Linked DNA regions of Homo sapiens: region 1 is linked to region 2. Evidence: chromatin loops called from intact Hi-C (ENCODE). Cell type or tissue: heart right ventricle. All regions are shown on one strand.

The links. A loop is a pair of places that touch in the nucleus more often than their neighbours do. Peaks named below come from ENCODE experiments on the same cell type or tissue, not always from the same donor. Only the 100,000 strongest peaks of a DNase experiment are listed, where the experiment ranks them.
Region 1: it touches region 2 in a loop (4-fold over the local background); 71 of 110 quality-filtered maps call a loop at or near these places.

What each region holds. Positions count from the first base shown.
Region 1 is chr11:12,594,744-12,602,743 of GRCh38, forward strand. No RefSeq gene overlaps it. Among named protein-coding and RNA genes, the nearest start is that of TEAD1, 76 kb to the right of the region's middle. RefSeq lists an enhancer at 4,779-5,073. In heart right ventricle, a CTCF peak has its summit at 4,928 (motif pointing right); a DNase peak (open chromatin) is centred at 4,909; H3K27ac peaks cover 925 bases.
Region 2 is chr11:12,885,649-12,893,648 of GRCh38, forward strand. The region is part of intron 9 of TEAD1 (TEA domain transcription factor 1); the gene reads left to right. Among named protein-coding and RNA genes, the nearest start is that of TEAD1-AS1, 33 kb to the right of the region's middle. RefSeq lists an enhancer at 3,263-3,771. In heart right ventricle, a CTCF peak has its summit at 3,323 (motif pointing left); DNase peaks (open chromatin) are centred at 3,303 and 3,743; H3K27ac peaks cover 3,415 bases.

The DNA of each region.
Region 1 (8,000 bases), 290 kb before region 2:
ACTGTATACCTAGAAAATCCTAAAAAGTCTTCCTACTAGAATTAATAAATGAGATTAACCTTGTTTCAGCATACAAGATTAACATGTAAAAATCAATTGCATCTGTATATATTAGCAACAAACAATTGGAAAAGTAACTAAAATATAATTTATAAGAGCATTCAAAAAGATGAGCTACTTAGGTATAAATTTTTAAAAATTATTCAAGATCTTAATTAAACTAAAGAGCTTCTGCATAGCAAAAGAAACTACCATCAGTGTGAAAAGGCAACCTACAGAATGGGAGAAAATTTTTGCAATCTACCCATCTGACAAAAGGCTAATATCCAGAATCTACAAAGAACTTAAACAAATTTACAAGAAAAAAAAACCCATCAAAAAGTGGGCAAAGGATATGAACAGACACTTCTCAAAAGAAGACATTTATGCAGCCAACAGACACATGAAAAAATGCTCATCATCACTGGTCATCAGAGAAATCCAAATCAAAACCACAACGAGATAGCATCTCACGCCAGTTAGAATGGTGATCATTAAAAAGACAGGAAACAACAGGTGCTGGAGAGGATGTGGAGAAATAGGAATGCTTTTACACTGGTGGTGGCAGTGTAAATTAGTTCAACCATTGTGGAAGACAGTGTGGCAACTCCTCAAGGATCTAGAACTAGAAATACCATTTGACCCAGCCATCCCATTAATGGGTATATACCCAAAGTATTATAAATCATGCTACTATAAAGACACATGCACATGTATGTTTATTGTGGCACTGTTCACAATAGCAAAAACTTGGAACCAACCCAAATGTGCATCAATGATAGACTGGATTAAGAAAATGTGGCACATATACACCATGGAATATTATGCAGCCATAAAAAAGGATGAGTTCATGTCCTTTGCAAGGACATGGATGAAACTGGAAACCATCATTCTGAGCAAACTATCACAGGGACAGAAAATCATACACCACATGTTCTCACTCATAGGTGGGAATTGAACAATGAGAACACTTGGACACATGGCAGGGAACATCACACACCAGGGCCTGTCATGGAGGGTGGACAGGGGGAGGGATAGCATTAGGAATTACCTAATGTAAATGACGAGTTAATGGGTGCAGCAAACCAACATGGCACATGTATACCTATGTAACAAACCTGCACATTGTGCACATATACCCTAGAACTTAAAGTATAATTAAAAAAAATTATTCAAGATCTGCAAAATGGAAACTAAAACACTGCTAAGAGAAATTAAAGAAAATTTAAATGAACACAGGGATATATTATGTTCACAGATTGGAAACTCAATATAGTTAATACTTTCCAAATTAATTTATATCTTTAACTCAATTCCTATCAAAATCTCAGCAGATTATTTTTAGATATTGATAAGCTTATTCCAAAATTCACAAAGGACATCAAATACCCAAAACAATTTGAAAAAGAACTAAGTTGGGAGACTTATATTACCTGATTATAAAGCTACAATCAGAGCCAGGCGCAGTGGCTCACGCCTCTAATTCTAGCACTTTGGGAGGCTGAGGCGGGCATATCATGAGGTCAGGAGTTCGAGACCAGCCTGGCCAACATGGCAAAACCCCATCTCTACTAAAAAAAAAAAAACAACACAAAAATTAGCCAGGCATGGTGGTGGGTGCCTGTAATCCCAGCTACTCAGGAGGCTGAGGCAGGAGAATCGCTTGAACCCGGGAGGCAGAGGTTGCAATGAGCCGAGATTGTGCCACTGCATTCCAGCGTGGGTGACAGAGCAAGACTCCGTCTCAAAAAAAAAAAAAAAAAAAAAAAAAAAAAAAAAAAAGCTACAATCAGGACAGTGTAATGTTATAAGGGCAGATTTATAAATCAAAGGAACAGTATTGACAGTCCAGAAATAGATCTACTATATGTGATCTATTAATTTTTTCTGAGGCGGAGTCTCATTCTGTTGCCCAGGCTGGAGTGCAGTGGCATGATCTCAGCTCACCACAACCTCCATCTTTTTAACAAATGGTAATGGAACAACTTTGTATATTCATTTGGAAAAACTTGACCTCATCCCTTATGATATGGTTTGGCTCTGTGTCTCCACCCAAATCTCACCTCGAATTGTAATTCCCACGTGTCAAAGGAGGGACCTGGTGGGAGGTGATTGGATCATGGGGGCAGTATCCCCCATGCTGTTCTCATGATAGTGAAGTGAGTTCTCACGAGGCCTGATGGTTTAAAAGTGTTTGGCAGTTCCCCCTTCGCTCTCTTTGTCTCCTGCCACCATGTAAGTCATGCCTTGCTTTCCCTTCACCTTCCACCATGATTGTAAGTTTCTGAGACCTCTTCAGCCATGTGGAACTGTGTATCAACTAAACCTCTTTCCTTTATAAATTACTCAGTCTTGGGTAGTTCTTTATAGCAGTGTGAAAACAGACTAATAACCTTACCTCAAACATACACAAAAATTAACTCTAAAATTACCATAAGTATAACAAAGAGGCTAAAACTATTAAACTTCTAAACATTGAGAAAATTTTTTCAAACTTAAGGTTAAAGACTTTGTGTGTGCGATTTTCTTTTTTGTTATTTTCTTTTCTGAAAGACACAAAAAAGCATTAAGCACAAAAGAACAAAATTAATAAATTGGACTTAATCAAAAGTAAAAACTCCTGCTCTGTGAAAGACAACATATTTAAATATTAAAAAGGCAAGTTTCAGATACATGTATATAATATATAGTTACATAGTCATTCATATATATACACACACACACACACACACACACACATATGTATACACACACACGGACATACACACATCTGACAAGGAATTTTTTTCTTTTTTTTTTGAGACAGAGTCTCACTCTGCCACCCAGGCTGGAGTGCAGTGATATGATCTTGGCTGACTGCAACCTCCGCCTCCCGGGTTCAAGCAATTCTCCTGTCTCAGCCTCCCAAGTAGCTGGGATTGCAGGTGTCTGTCACCATGTCTGGCTAAATTTTGTACTTTTGGTAAAAACGGGGTTTCACCATGTTGGCCAGGCTGGTTTCAAACTCCTGACCTCAAGTAATCCACCCACCTCGACATCCCAAAGTGCTGGGATTACAGGCGTAAGCCACTGCGCCCAGCCCTGACAAGGAATTTATATCGAGAATATAAGAACTCCTATAACTCATTCAGAAACAGATAAGAGGCCCGATTTTTTTTAAATGGGCAAAATATTTAAACATCCATTTCACAAAAGAGGATTATGGGCAGCTAATAAATACGTAACAATATCTTCAACATAATCAATCTTCAGGGAAATGTAAATTAAAATTATGAGACAACATGAACTAAAACTTATGTGTAATGGTTAAAATTTGAAACACTGATAATAGTGTTAATGAGGATGTAGAACAACCGAAACTCCAACAGTGTTAGTGGGAATATAAAATAGTACCACTTGGAAAAACAGTTTGGCAATTTCTTAAAAAGTTAAACACATGCTTTGCATACAACCCAGAAATTTCATTCACAGGAAATAAAACATTTGAGAGAAAAACAAAAGTATATGTCTAAACAAAGAGTTGTACACAAATGTTCATAGCATTTTTCATAATCGCTCAAAATTGGAAGCCACACAAATGTCTATCAGGGGGAATGGTGAATAAATTGTTGTATATCAATACAACAGAGTACTACTCGGCAATAAAAAGAAACAAACCCCTGATGTATGCAACAGTATGGATAAATCTCAGAAGTGTTATGCTGAGCAAAAGAGCCCAGACCCAAAGTGTACACAGTGTGTGTGTGTATACACACAGACACATACCCCTTAGAATATCTATCTATAAATCAGAATATGATACTTAATAGTGCTCCAATAACGTTACTTGTCTCTAAGTTCCACCCAAGAGATGACAGAATCAGAAGGTTCTGATATTTCTTGGAGATCTTTAGCCAGCCCTCTGAACCCTAACAGTTCAGAAGTAATTACGGCCCGAGTTACAGATCAAGCCAGCAGACACTACTTTCTTCTCTGAGTAATAAGACAAAACACAGGAAGCTGCGGCTTGGCAGTGATTCTTTGATAAAAGGAAAGCTTGTAGAACAAACCATAGGGAGGGAGAGGGATAGGAAGGAAGGAAGGAAGACACAAGTAGAATTGTGAATAATTAGGTTTCTCCCTTCTGCTTTGACTCCAGGTTTTTTCTTCAGTTCTATGATTGGTCATGTCTATAGGTAACAAATAATTACTGTGTTCAGTGCAGGATAGCCTGGTGGAAGGCAAACAGCCCTTGAAGCTCTCAGATCTAGGCTTCAATGCCAACTTTTCTATTGCATGGCTGAGTGATCCTCAGCAGGAGACACAGGATCTCCGTATTGCAGTCTCCTCATCTCCAAGATGAGGATAATAAAAGAATCTAGCTTACAGGGGCATCCTGGGGATTAAACAGCACAGGCTTCCATTGAAATGTATTAGAAACTGGGTAGTCAAAAACTGGAGTATTCAAGTGTGTGACCAAGAATAGACACAGGCTGCACAGAGCTCAGGGCCCAGTCCAGATTGGACGAGAAAGTTCCCTAGGCCAAGCTGGCTAAGCACCGCAGGTACCATTATAACGCCAGCCCTGAGGGATGTGAGCCAACTACTTAAGAATTAGAGAGGCCATAAAAGGCTTCGGCCTCCTCCACCCAATTCCTCAGCCACTTTCCTCCCAGAGGACCTAAGCTCTGTCCCCTACCACTGTTTGTCCTCTTGGTACTGGAATCCCCAGAGCAGAATGTGAGTGTGTCCTCCACCTGGGGAAGGATTGCGTCACAAGCTGGGTGCCTCCTGTGAAGTGTTTGCCCTGCTTGGGCTTAGTAAATACAAATGGCGGCCACCATCTGCTCTTGACCCTTCTGCTCCACGAGCGCGGAGGCTCCCTGGCCCAGTTGGTACTGGGTGCTTCTCCGCAGCGGCCGCCAGGGGGAGCCTGGGCCGAGAGCTCTGGGAAATCGAACAACTCGTTGAGGTCTTAGTTATGGTAGAAAACCTTGAAGTGGTGTTAGGTCAGCACCTGCGAGGGTCTCATTCTAAATACACCAGTATTTGGAGGATGTTTGAGAAAGGGAAATTGTCCAACAGTTAAGTAAAAAGAGCTGGAAACAAATTATCTCCATACTCTCCCTTCACTGGCTGAGAGACTAGTCTGGGTCTTCCCTGACTGCCCAATTTACATTCAGATGCTATGCAGTGGAGCCAGGTGCCGTGGGTCATGCTTGTAATCCCAGCACCTTAGGAGGCTGACGCAGGAGGATGACTTGAGCCCAGGAGTTTAAGGCTGCAGTGAGCCGTGATCACACCACTGTACTTCATCCAGCCTGGACAACAGTGTAAGACCCTATCTTAAAAAAAAAAAAAAAAAAAAAAAAAAAAAAAAACTGTGTAGTGGAAAGAACAAGAATCAGAAGTCATGGGTGGATCCAAGACTGTTCTGGACCCTCCCTAGTTATGAGAACTTGGACATGTCTCTATTTCCCTGAGCCTTTGTTTTTTAATAATGTCTGTTACCATTCATCAGTTATTTTCCATATGCCATGCTGCCAAAAATTATCTCATTCAATCCTTGCCATAATTACATGAACAAAGTGTTTGCTATGTACAGTTTATAGATTAAGAACTGAGGCATAAAAAGTAGCTTACCCGAGGTTTTTAATCTACTAGTTGTTCAGATCTTTCTGACTTCAAAGAGTATGCTGAAGCCCTCTTCTATTTCCACTATACTCTCATTTTCAAATGAGCAATAGTAATAATAATAATATTGCCTTTATAACAGATTTTTACTTGCAAACTTGAAAGTTATTCAAATGATTATATTCTAAGTTTCTTGTTGTATGTTTTGGGATCTGCAATGAGCTGAATGACATATGAATGTCTCAAAATTCATATGTTAAAATCTCAATCCCCAATATAATGGTATTAGGAAATGGGACCTTTGGGAGGTGATTCAGTCATGAGAGTGGAGCCCTCATGGATGGGATTAGTGCCCTTATAAAAGGGACCTCAGAGTGCTCTCTAGGGCACCCCCCACCGCTTTTTTTTTTCCACCATGTGAAGACACAATGAGAAGACAGCAGTCTGCAACACAGAAGAGGGCCCTCATCAGAACCTGACCATGTAGGCACCTTGATTTCAGACTTCCAGCCTCCAGAACTGTGAGAAATAAATGTCCATCATTTATAAGCCACCGAGTCTGTTACTTTATTGTAGGAGCCGAAACTGATTAACACAAGGTCTAAAGGTCACTTTGCAAAGGGCTATGACATGGTATGTGAGTAGAGAGAGAAAAGGTCTGTGGAAAGGGCTGAAGGCAAGGCTGTGATCACAAGCGTGACAAGGGCCTGAGCAGAGCCCATCTCGGGAACCTCGGGCAGGCAACAGCCTTGCCCCTCTGCCTTCTCCCCTTGCCTGATGCTGATACTGTTATAGAACAGCCCTATCTCCTTCCTGGCCACTCCTTTGCCCGTGGAAGAGAAGCCCCCAGTCCTCTAATGAAAAGTCTGATGAAACAATCACCTCTCCCTTGGTTTAACTATGCAGGCTGAAGGTAGACTCTTGCTGCTTTATTCTTAGGAAATTCTCTGTGCCTCTCACAAAACATTGGCTCTTTAATTTACCCAACATCTTCCTCCACCCCCTCCTTCCACCAGCTCCAGGGATTGCATGACTTATAACAGCTAAAACTTTGAGCAACTGAAATGCCCATCCATAGAGGACAGATTAAATAAGTGATGCCACATCCTTAACAATGTCCATTAGTTACCTAAAATTTTATGGTAGTTGAAATAAGTACAACTCAAACTGCCTAAAGCCAAAATAGGGGTTTATTGGCTCTTGTAACTGAAAGGGCCTAGGACATCTGACTGCAGGTCTGGGAGGAATCAGGTGTTCAAATAATGTTGTCAGGAACCTGCCTCTTTCCATCTCTTTTCTCTTTCTTTTGCATCAGCTTCATTCTCAGGCAGCAAAAATGGCTAAGAGCAGCTCTAGGTTTTTATCTCACAAAATATACCTCCCCAGAAACTTTCAAGCAAAAATCCTGTGACTGTCCATTTCTGGACCAATCTCGGTGATTCAGACCAGGTCAAGCCTTAATTAAGGGATTGATATAACATAAAGATTAGACCATTAAACTTCTAAAAGGAGACATGAGAAAATCTTCACAACCTAGGGATAGGCAAAGATTTTCTTAGATAAGATACAAAAAAGCACTACTTATAAAGGAAAAGAATGATAAATTGAACTTAACTGAAGTTAAAAGCTGTTGTTTGACAGATATCATTTGAAAATGGAAAGGTAAGACTCAGACTGAGAGAAAACAATGTCTCTTACACTGTAAAATAGTTCTGCCACTGTTAAAAAAGACATGAATATATGTGTGTCAGTATGAAAAAAATTGAAAAGATAGAGATATAGTGAATGAGTGAATAAAACAGAAATATCTTATCTAAAGTAGTTCACAATATTTATTGAATGAATCTTCAAAATATATTATTAAATTTAAAAGATGTACAGATTGATCTATGTTTTTAAAAAGTATTTTGTGTATGTGTGTAAATGCATAGAAACAGATTAGAAGGGGTAACAGAAAGGTGGGCTTTTGTTTTTTACCCCCTTATACTTATGTAGATCTTTAATTTATATCAAAATAAGTAGAAAATAAAAGATAATAAAAATCATCATGCTATCTTAAGCCCTCAGACCACACCCTTCCTGGAGTAGAAGAGCCATATCTTGTGGTTCTGGGAATTTCTCCAGATCCTGCCTCCCAACCCCACTTTAAAGTTTCATGCATGATTGATTTTTCAAGTTTTAGTCCCGTTTGTGTAAAACTGAGCTTCTTGCACTTGACAAATTGACTGGCTAGCTCTTAATTTGCCTTTTCTCCAAGACGCTACCTCTCTAGTCATTTCCTCAGTCCCACCCATTTCGGCTGTTAAATGAATGATACGCCAACCAGTCATTGATCTAAGCTCCCTACA
Region 2 (8,000 bases):
TTTTTGCTTCCCTGGTTAAAATACTATGGAATCATTTATAAAAATTCTCTTTTTTTAAAAGAAATTAAAATAATGTGGTAGCTCCCTCATTGTTAACTGTGCTCTCCAGTTATGGACCTCTTAGGGCCCAGAAGGCTCGATTGCCTCTTTTTGTTGTTAGTATTTGTTGGGCTAAACATTTTGAATCATTCAGACCATTCTGCAAACATTCGTGTGCACCTGCATGTGCAAGAAGCTGTACAGGAGAGGGGCTCATCGCTGCCCAGACGGCCACAGCCTCCGCCCCTGGGGAGTATAATGCCTAGCAGGGGAGACAGACACGAAACAGATGATTATCTGAGAGATCATTGCAAAGTGCTGTGACTTCTAGGAAGGAAGAATACTGAACGCTGTGAGTAACAGGAAACAGGGCAAGCTTCCTTGAGGAAGTAGCCCTTAAGCCGAAAGATGGAGGATTGGACAGGGAGAGAATAAGGGAGCAGAATATTCCAGAGGTGATGAAGCTGAAGTGTATGTGGCAGTATATTAAATCAGTGACTATTTTTGGAAAGTCAAGGCCCACTAAGTTGCTAGAGTAGAGGCCAGAGATAAGTGTTTCAGGTACGTTCAGGATACATATGATAATCTGAATGGGTAAACTGGATCTGGCCTGCTGTTGTTGAATAAAAAAGCTTGACTTACATAGACTCCACCACATGACTTAAAAGGCCCTGGAATGAAAGGAAGGCCTGGTGTAACATCCTTGGGACCTTTGAGAAAGATAGTTATATTTTAGGGGATATGAATTGGGGATTGGGAGAAATTAGAATTTATTTAACAAGTATTTTTTGAGCACCTACTACACGCCAGCCACTGTTTCAGGTGTTAGAAATTCAGCAGTGAACAAAACAAAGTTCTTTTTCTCATGGAGCCCACACTTGGGTGGAGAACACAAGAACTACCCAAGCACATAAATACCCAGTATGTCAGGGGATGCTAACTGCTTATGTGGAATAATGGTCCTTTGTCACAACTGATTTTTTTTTTTTTTTGAGATGGGGTCTTACTGTGTTGCCCAGGCTGGCCTCAAACTCCTGGGCTGAAGTGATCCTCATGTCTCAGGCTCCTGAGTAGCTGGGACTACAGTTATGCACTGCCATGCCCCAACCTTCTTCACAATTGAAAGTTACTTGCTTTTTGGATTTAAAGTATATAATTTCAGAAAATAATAATACCCCCTAATAGATATGTTGATGTTTCTGGCTTGTATTATGATACTAAGTGATGTGCATTAGACATTACCAGCCAGAGCTCTGTCACTGCTGTGAAATTATTTTGCCTAACCTCAGTCACTATTGTTGGTGTCGCTTCTGATATTCCTATGTTACAAACACTCATTCTTCAGTTGAACACAAATGATTTAATATATGCAAATGAATGTGGAAGTTTTTTTGTTTTTTTTTTTGTTTGTTTTTTTTTTTTTTGGAGACACAGAGTCTTGCTCTGTCACTCAGGCTGGAGTGCGGTGGCGCGATCTTGGCTCACTGCAAGCTCCGCCTCCCAGGTTCACTCCATTCTCCTGCCTCAGCCTCCCAAGTAGCTGGGACTACAGGCATCCACCACCACGCCCGGCTAATTTTTTGTATTTTTAGTGAGACAGGGTTTCACCGTGTTAGCCAAGATGGTCTCGATCTCCTGACCTCGTGATCTGCCCGCCTCGGCCTCCCAAAGTGCTGGGATTACAGGCGTGAACCACCGTGCCCGGCCGCAGATTGTTAATAGGATCTATATTTGATTTTAGTGGACATGTGAGGGCCTGAAGGTTGGTTCTTGTGCTAGAGGGAAAAAGTGGTGGCTGACCAGTTGAAGTGATGGAGAATTAATAAAATTATTTAAAGCATTTGACAGTATCTTAAGTACCAGCCTCTCAAGTTATATACTGTGTGCTTTATTGGACAAACACAACGTGCTATTACAATCAAGGTATAATGGTACTTCAGGGCTAAGGTTACACTGAAAAATTTGTATCATGTAGATAGTTTCTTTGGCTCTTAGAGTTTTTGTGACTTCTCAGACTTTAATTTTGCTATAGTTTTGTTCCAACAACAGAAACATTAAGGCCATCTAAGATAAACTCAGCTGATACATTTTAACAAATTTGGGCATACAGTACTTAAAATATAACATCCAGCATTAACCACATTAATTTGATAAGCGAACAAAGTGACCAATAATTAAAGGGCCCTAAGTAAGTTAAACTTTGCATTTGAATTCTCTAGATGTTTGTTACAGACAGACATGTACATATGTTTCCCCCTACTTCTTTGTAACGGCTTAGGCTCATTAGACCCAAGGGGTTATAAAATATTTTTAGTAGAGAAGAGAACTTATAGGTAGTGCTGGCAAAAAAAGAAATTATGTAGCCAGGTTCCATGCTATTTGTCATTAGTGACTTCTTTCATCTTTATTGAGCTCTGTGAGGTAGGTTATTCTATTCCCTTCTACAGAAGAGGCTTGGAGAGATGCTGCCTTACAGTAGCCAGCTTTGCACCCCAGCCTGCCTGTAGCATCTCTTAAGACAAGATAAGACATGATTGCTGGCTGGGTGTGATGGCTCACGCCTGTAATCCCAGCACTTTGGGAGGCCAAGGCGGGTGGGTCACTTGAGGCCAGAAGTTTAAGACCAGCCTGGCCAACATGGTGAAACCCTATCTCTACTAAAAATACAAAAATTAGCTGGGCATGGTGGAGGGTACCTATAATCTCAGCTACTCGGGAGACTGAGGCAGGAGAATCGCTTGAACCCAAAAGGCGGAGGTGGCGGTGAGCTGAGATCACGCCACTGCACTCCAGCCTGGGTGACAAGAGTGAAACTCCATCTGAAAAAAAGACATGGTTGCATACTTTGGTACCACCAAAGCCAAGAGAAGAACCTTAGTTTATCTCCTCCTTAGTCTGAAGTGGCCTTAGAACCAGCATTTTCTGAAATTTACTCGTTGGCTCACCACATATGTCACCCTTGCCAACATTGAAGACTTCCTCACAACCCCACCACTCCTAGCAATAGTGATGGCCAACATTTACTAAATATTTTCTGTATGCCAACACTATGCATTATCTTATGTAATCCTTATGAAGTAGCTTGCCCAGTGTTAGACAGCCAGCTGACATGGGAAGTAGGATTCAGATCCAGGTCTGTTGACTCCACATCCTGAGATAGTGACCAAAAGGCTATACGGTCCATTTGTAGCTGATGAGTAGTCTGTTTTTGTAGCCCAGGGCCGTAAGGAGCTAATGGGAGAATAATTAGGGGGATGATCGCCCCCTGCTGGCTCTGTGTCATGTGTAAACCAGACGGCAGCTTCCCCAAGTTGGTGGTGGTTTATGTTGGAGGAGAACCAGCGAGTCAGTCCCTCTGTTACCTTTGGCTCTACTGGAAGCTAAGAGAAAAACAGCAGAGGGTGAAGAAAGGAAGGAAGAGTGTAAAAAACAAAGACTATTTTAGTTGGAAATATACTTTCTACATGATTTCAGTGTTGCATATCAAAGGATCTCAAGTGTTAAGTGTGATATCCTCCACCCAGGGTGGGCTATTTAAAAGGGGCCTCCCTGAAATCAGGGTCCAGTTTCTGGAGGCCAAGTTAGGCAGATGAAAACCCGGCCTGGCTGAGCTGTCAGCTGAATCCTGAAAGTACACAGGGAGTGGTTTTCCTGATAAAGCCTGGAGTGATGCCTCCACCTCAATTCTGGGGCACGGCGGGTTCCTCCAGCCCCCCACCAGGGCAGCAGCTGGCAAACCCCTGCCTGCTCAGACTGCCCGGTCACCAGGCTGTGTGTCTCATGCCTGTTGTGGTCTGGATGCCATAGTGAGCAGGAGCCAGGAAGAAAGCACAGAAAGGATTTACTCAGGCGGGAGTTACACAACCAGAGGAGGGAAGAGTTGGGGGTGGAGAAAGAGGCAAAGAGATTGTTCTCTTTAGATTTTGAGGAAGCACTCACTGCCTTGCAGAAGAGAAGTTCCATGATACAGTAGAGGAACAAACCCGATCAGGGAAGGCACACGTTTGCTCAACATATGAAACTCATTTATTTTTATTTTTATTTTTTTAATTGAGGCAGGGTCTCACTGCATTGCCCAGGCTGGAATGTAGTGGCACAATCACAGCTGACTGCAGCCTCGACCTCCCAGGCTCAAGGGATTGTCCCATCTCAGCCTACCAAGTTGCTGGGACTACAGGCATGCACCACCACACCCAGCTGATTTCTGTATTTTTAGTAGAGATGGGGTTTTACTATGTTGCCCAAGCTGGTCTTGAACTCCTGGGCTCAAGCGATCCACCCACCTCGGCCTCCCAAAGTGCTGGGATTACAGGTGTGAGCCACCGTGCCCAGCCAAGCAACTTATTTATATATTATGTCAATAATGATCATCACCAGCACTTATGAGCTCTGTATTAGTATGCTGAGCATTATGTCCAGTCTGTACATAAAGGAACCGTGGCTCAGAAACGTTAAATAAAGTTATCAAGCTCTACCTCCAAAAACGGTGACTGTGCCAAAGTTTACCACCACTCTGTATTCTTAACCATGTCACTGTACTTTTGAAGAAATAAAGACAAAGTTCAAAAGTTAAAAACAGCTGCCTGCAAAGTAGGAGCTCCCCAAGCAAGGCCAGACCTCTGAGGGCCTTCCACATTGGGTAGATGGTTACTCTGGGTTTCCTCTGAGTTCCTATTCCAACCCATGGAAAATTGTCTTCCACAAAATCAGTCTCTGGTGCCAAAAAGGGGACCGCTGCTTTAGAGCCTATCTTTCATCATGCTCTAGTGGCAGCAAAGAGGTGACTGATACTAGAATTCTTAGCAGCTGTTTGAGATTTGGGGCAGATTACCGCAGCTCAGCCTCAGTTTCCAGTCTGTCTTAAGTGGACATAACAGGATCGCTGCCATGCTTACTGTGATGATTACATTTAGTAATATCCCTGAACATACTGAGCACTCCACAAATGCTTCTGAACCTGAATGTCTTACAGTAATGTGAAAGGAAATTGAGCCAGAGCTCTGGACAGGGATCAAGCTTGCGAGAATGTGCTCACTAAGTGCTTTGGACTCTACTGAAATTCTAACAGGAGTCAGAATATTTTTCAATTACTTTTGAGATGGAGTTTTGCTTCGTCGCCCAGGCTGGAGTACAGTGGCACAACCTTGGCTCACTGCAACCTCCACCTCCTGGGTTCAAGCAATTCCCCTGCCTCAGCCTCCCACATAGCTGGGATTACAGGCATGTACCATCATGCCTGGCTAATTTTTGTATTTTTAGTAGAGACAAGGTTTTGTCATGTTGGCCAGGCTGGTCTCAAACTCCTGACCTCAAATGATTTGCCTGCCTCAGCCTCCCAAAGTGCTGGGATTACAGATGTGAACCACCATGCACGGCCTCAATTAGTTTTTAAAATCAATTAAACTTTTCATAAAGGTAGTAAATTAATGTGGTCAAAAAATCTCCAAGCATAAGAGAATGGAAGGGAGATGTCCCTTCCTTCTCATTCCTATCCTACCCTTAAGTAGGTAGCCACTGCTACTATTCTCTTATGAGGCTTTGTAGTGATTTTAGTGCATATACAATCTAATATGAATATGTATTCTCCCACCCCACCCTGCTTTTTAAAGAGAGGATGTGATCTAATTTGTGCTTCAGGAACACGATGGCTGCATCAGGTGAGAGCAGGGGCTGGAGGAAACTATACTGTTGGCCAGCTGGTGGCTGATGAGGACCAAACCAGGGCAGGGGCCATGGCTGAGGAAATGGCAGAGGGGAGAGATGTTATGGAGATAAAATTAAAAAGCCTTGTGGATTAATGAGCTGTGAGAAGAGGAGGATAAATGGTAATGACTGGGTGTTGGAGACCAAGGATGCTGATAAGATTTGAAGAGTCCTGGAACAGAGGAGGAAGCAGGATTGCTAAGAACTGACTTGATGATAATGCTTTTGCCTTTCATTCTCAAAATAAGCTTGTTGAAATACCTATTAGAGACAGGAAAGCTCAGAGAGTTTAAGTAACTTCATCTGGGACCTGGCTAATAGATGGCAGGGTTGACTATTTGAACTTTGTCTGAATTTCACAGTGTATGAGAAAATGACACTTACCCCACTATCTGGGAAAATGGGAAGGGCAGGGATTGTTCTCCATTCACAGATGGACATTTGATTTGGGCTCCAGGACAGGAGAGAGTTCCTGAAGGGTCACCTGGGCTTGGTGATGGCAGCCCCTCAGCCAGAAGGAAGGGAGTTTTGCTGCCTGGTGTTCTGGCCCTTATCTTTATTCCAAGGGGCTGGACCTCCTGGACGTGGATGTGGGAGTTAGCAGTCTTCATAGTCAGAGGGAGCCCAAGGTCTCCCCTCTGGGGGACTGGCAGGCCTGTGGTTGAGCCCGCATGGAAGGTCTGTAAATATATCCTGCAGATAACATGATTCTTTCTCGTAAAGGCAGTTGGTCAAACGTGGGCCCAAGGATGATTTAATTTCACATTTTTATACTTCTTTCAATGGCCTAAATTTACAGATCAACTAAAATTCCGTTGTCAGAACACAGATCCTTTCTTGGTTTGGAAAATGTGACCAGGACAGCTCTAAGGAAATATGACATTAATGAGGCCTGTGGAAGAAAGAAGAGGGGGATGGCTGTGCATGGGGGATTAGGTTGGAGACACAAGATAAAAAGCAAGGTTTCAGCCGGGCGCAGTGGTTCATGCCTGTAAACCCAGCACTTTGGGAGGCCAAGCAAGGCGTGTGGGTCACCTGAGGTCAGGCATTCAAGACCAGCCTGGCCAACATGGTGAATCCCCCGCTTCTACAAAAATACAAAAATTAGCTGGGCATGATGGTGGGTGCCTGTAATCCCAGCTACTCGGGAGGCTGAGGCAGGAGATTTGCTTGAACCTGGGAAGCAGAGGTTGCAGTGAGCTGAGATCGCGCCATTGCTCTCCAGCCTGGGCAACAGAGGAGACTCTGTCTCAAAAAAATAAATAAACAAAAATAAAAAAGAAGCAGCAGCAGTAAGGTTTTAATTCCCGATTGCCAGGAGGGTTCTTGCCTTTATCCTGGGCAGGACAGAGAAGGGCACCGGTGTCTCTGGAGGAGCTTCCTAGTTTTATAGTGGCTGCTGAGGCAGTTGCTCCATCTTGGGGTGGAGAATGGCTGTTTGAACAAATCTGGTTCCTGGTCCTTCAGAAAAGAGGCTCCTTCTCTCCTGTAATTCAGGGCTTGGAAGTGATCTCATGCCAGTAAGCCAGGTCACCAGCATCTGTGCAGCTCTGTGTGGCCTGGGCGGAATTTTCACATTGACTGTTTCATTTGACCTTGTAGACAGGCTAGGGTTCATCACTGCTCAGATGAGGAAGCCAGGGCCCAGAAAGGTTAAGCAACTTGCCTCAAGCCACTCAGCTCAAAAATAGCAGAGCCTAGATATTCTAACCCAGGTGTCATTAATGTTCCCATCTCATGCTTCGGAATAAGTGGTCGGAAAGTACATTTGGCCTTCCAGGTTTGGGGAGGAAGGCTGCAGCTGATCTAACGGTTGGCTCTGCTTAGTCCTTGAATGTCTCTCAGGTTTTTCTCATGTTTTTCCAAGCCTGGTCTTCCAGCAGGACGTAGGAGATGGAGTGTCTCCCGGGGAAGGAGATGATGGCTCAGTGTGGAGCACCCCCATGCCCCTCACAGTCCTGAGCCCTTGCCGAGCCACCTGCGAGCCCCTCCCGGCCCAGGGCACACTCTCTTGTGGCAGCAGACATTGTACTGTGTTTCTAAGATGCTCTGGCCACTTCCCCTGTTTCTTCATTACCCTTTGGGAAGGAGGCCACTGAAAGCGTCTGGAAATCCGGGTTCTATAGACATTTCACAGAGGCCCCAGTCAGGCCCCCTCTGCTTTCTTTGGCAGGTCCGCACCCCACGCACCTTCCTGGTTGCTCACTCAGTCGGTGGGCCTTTCAGCTGCACTTCTGTGGGGAAGACACACTCCTGTC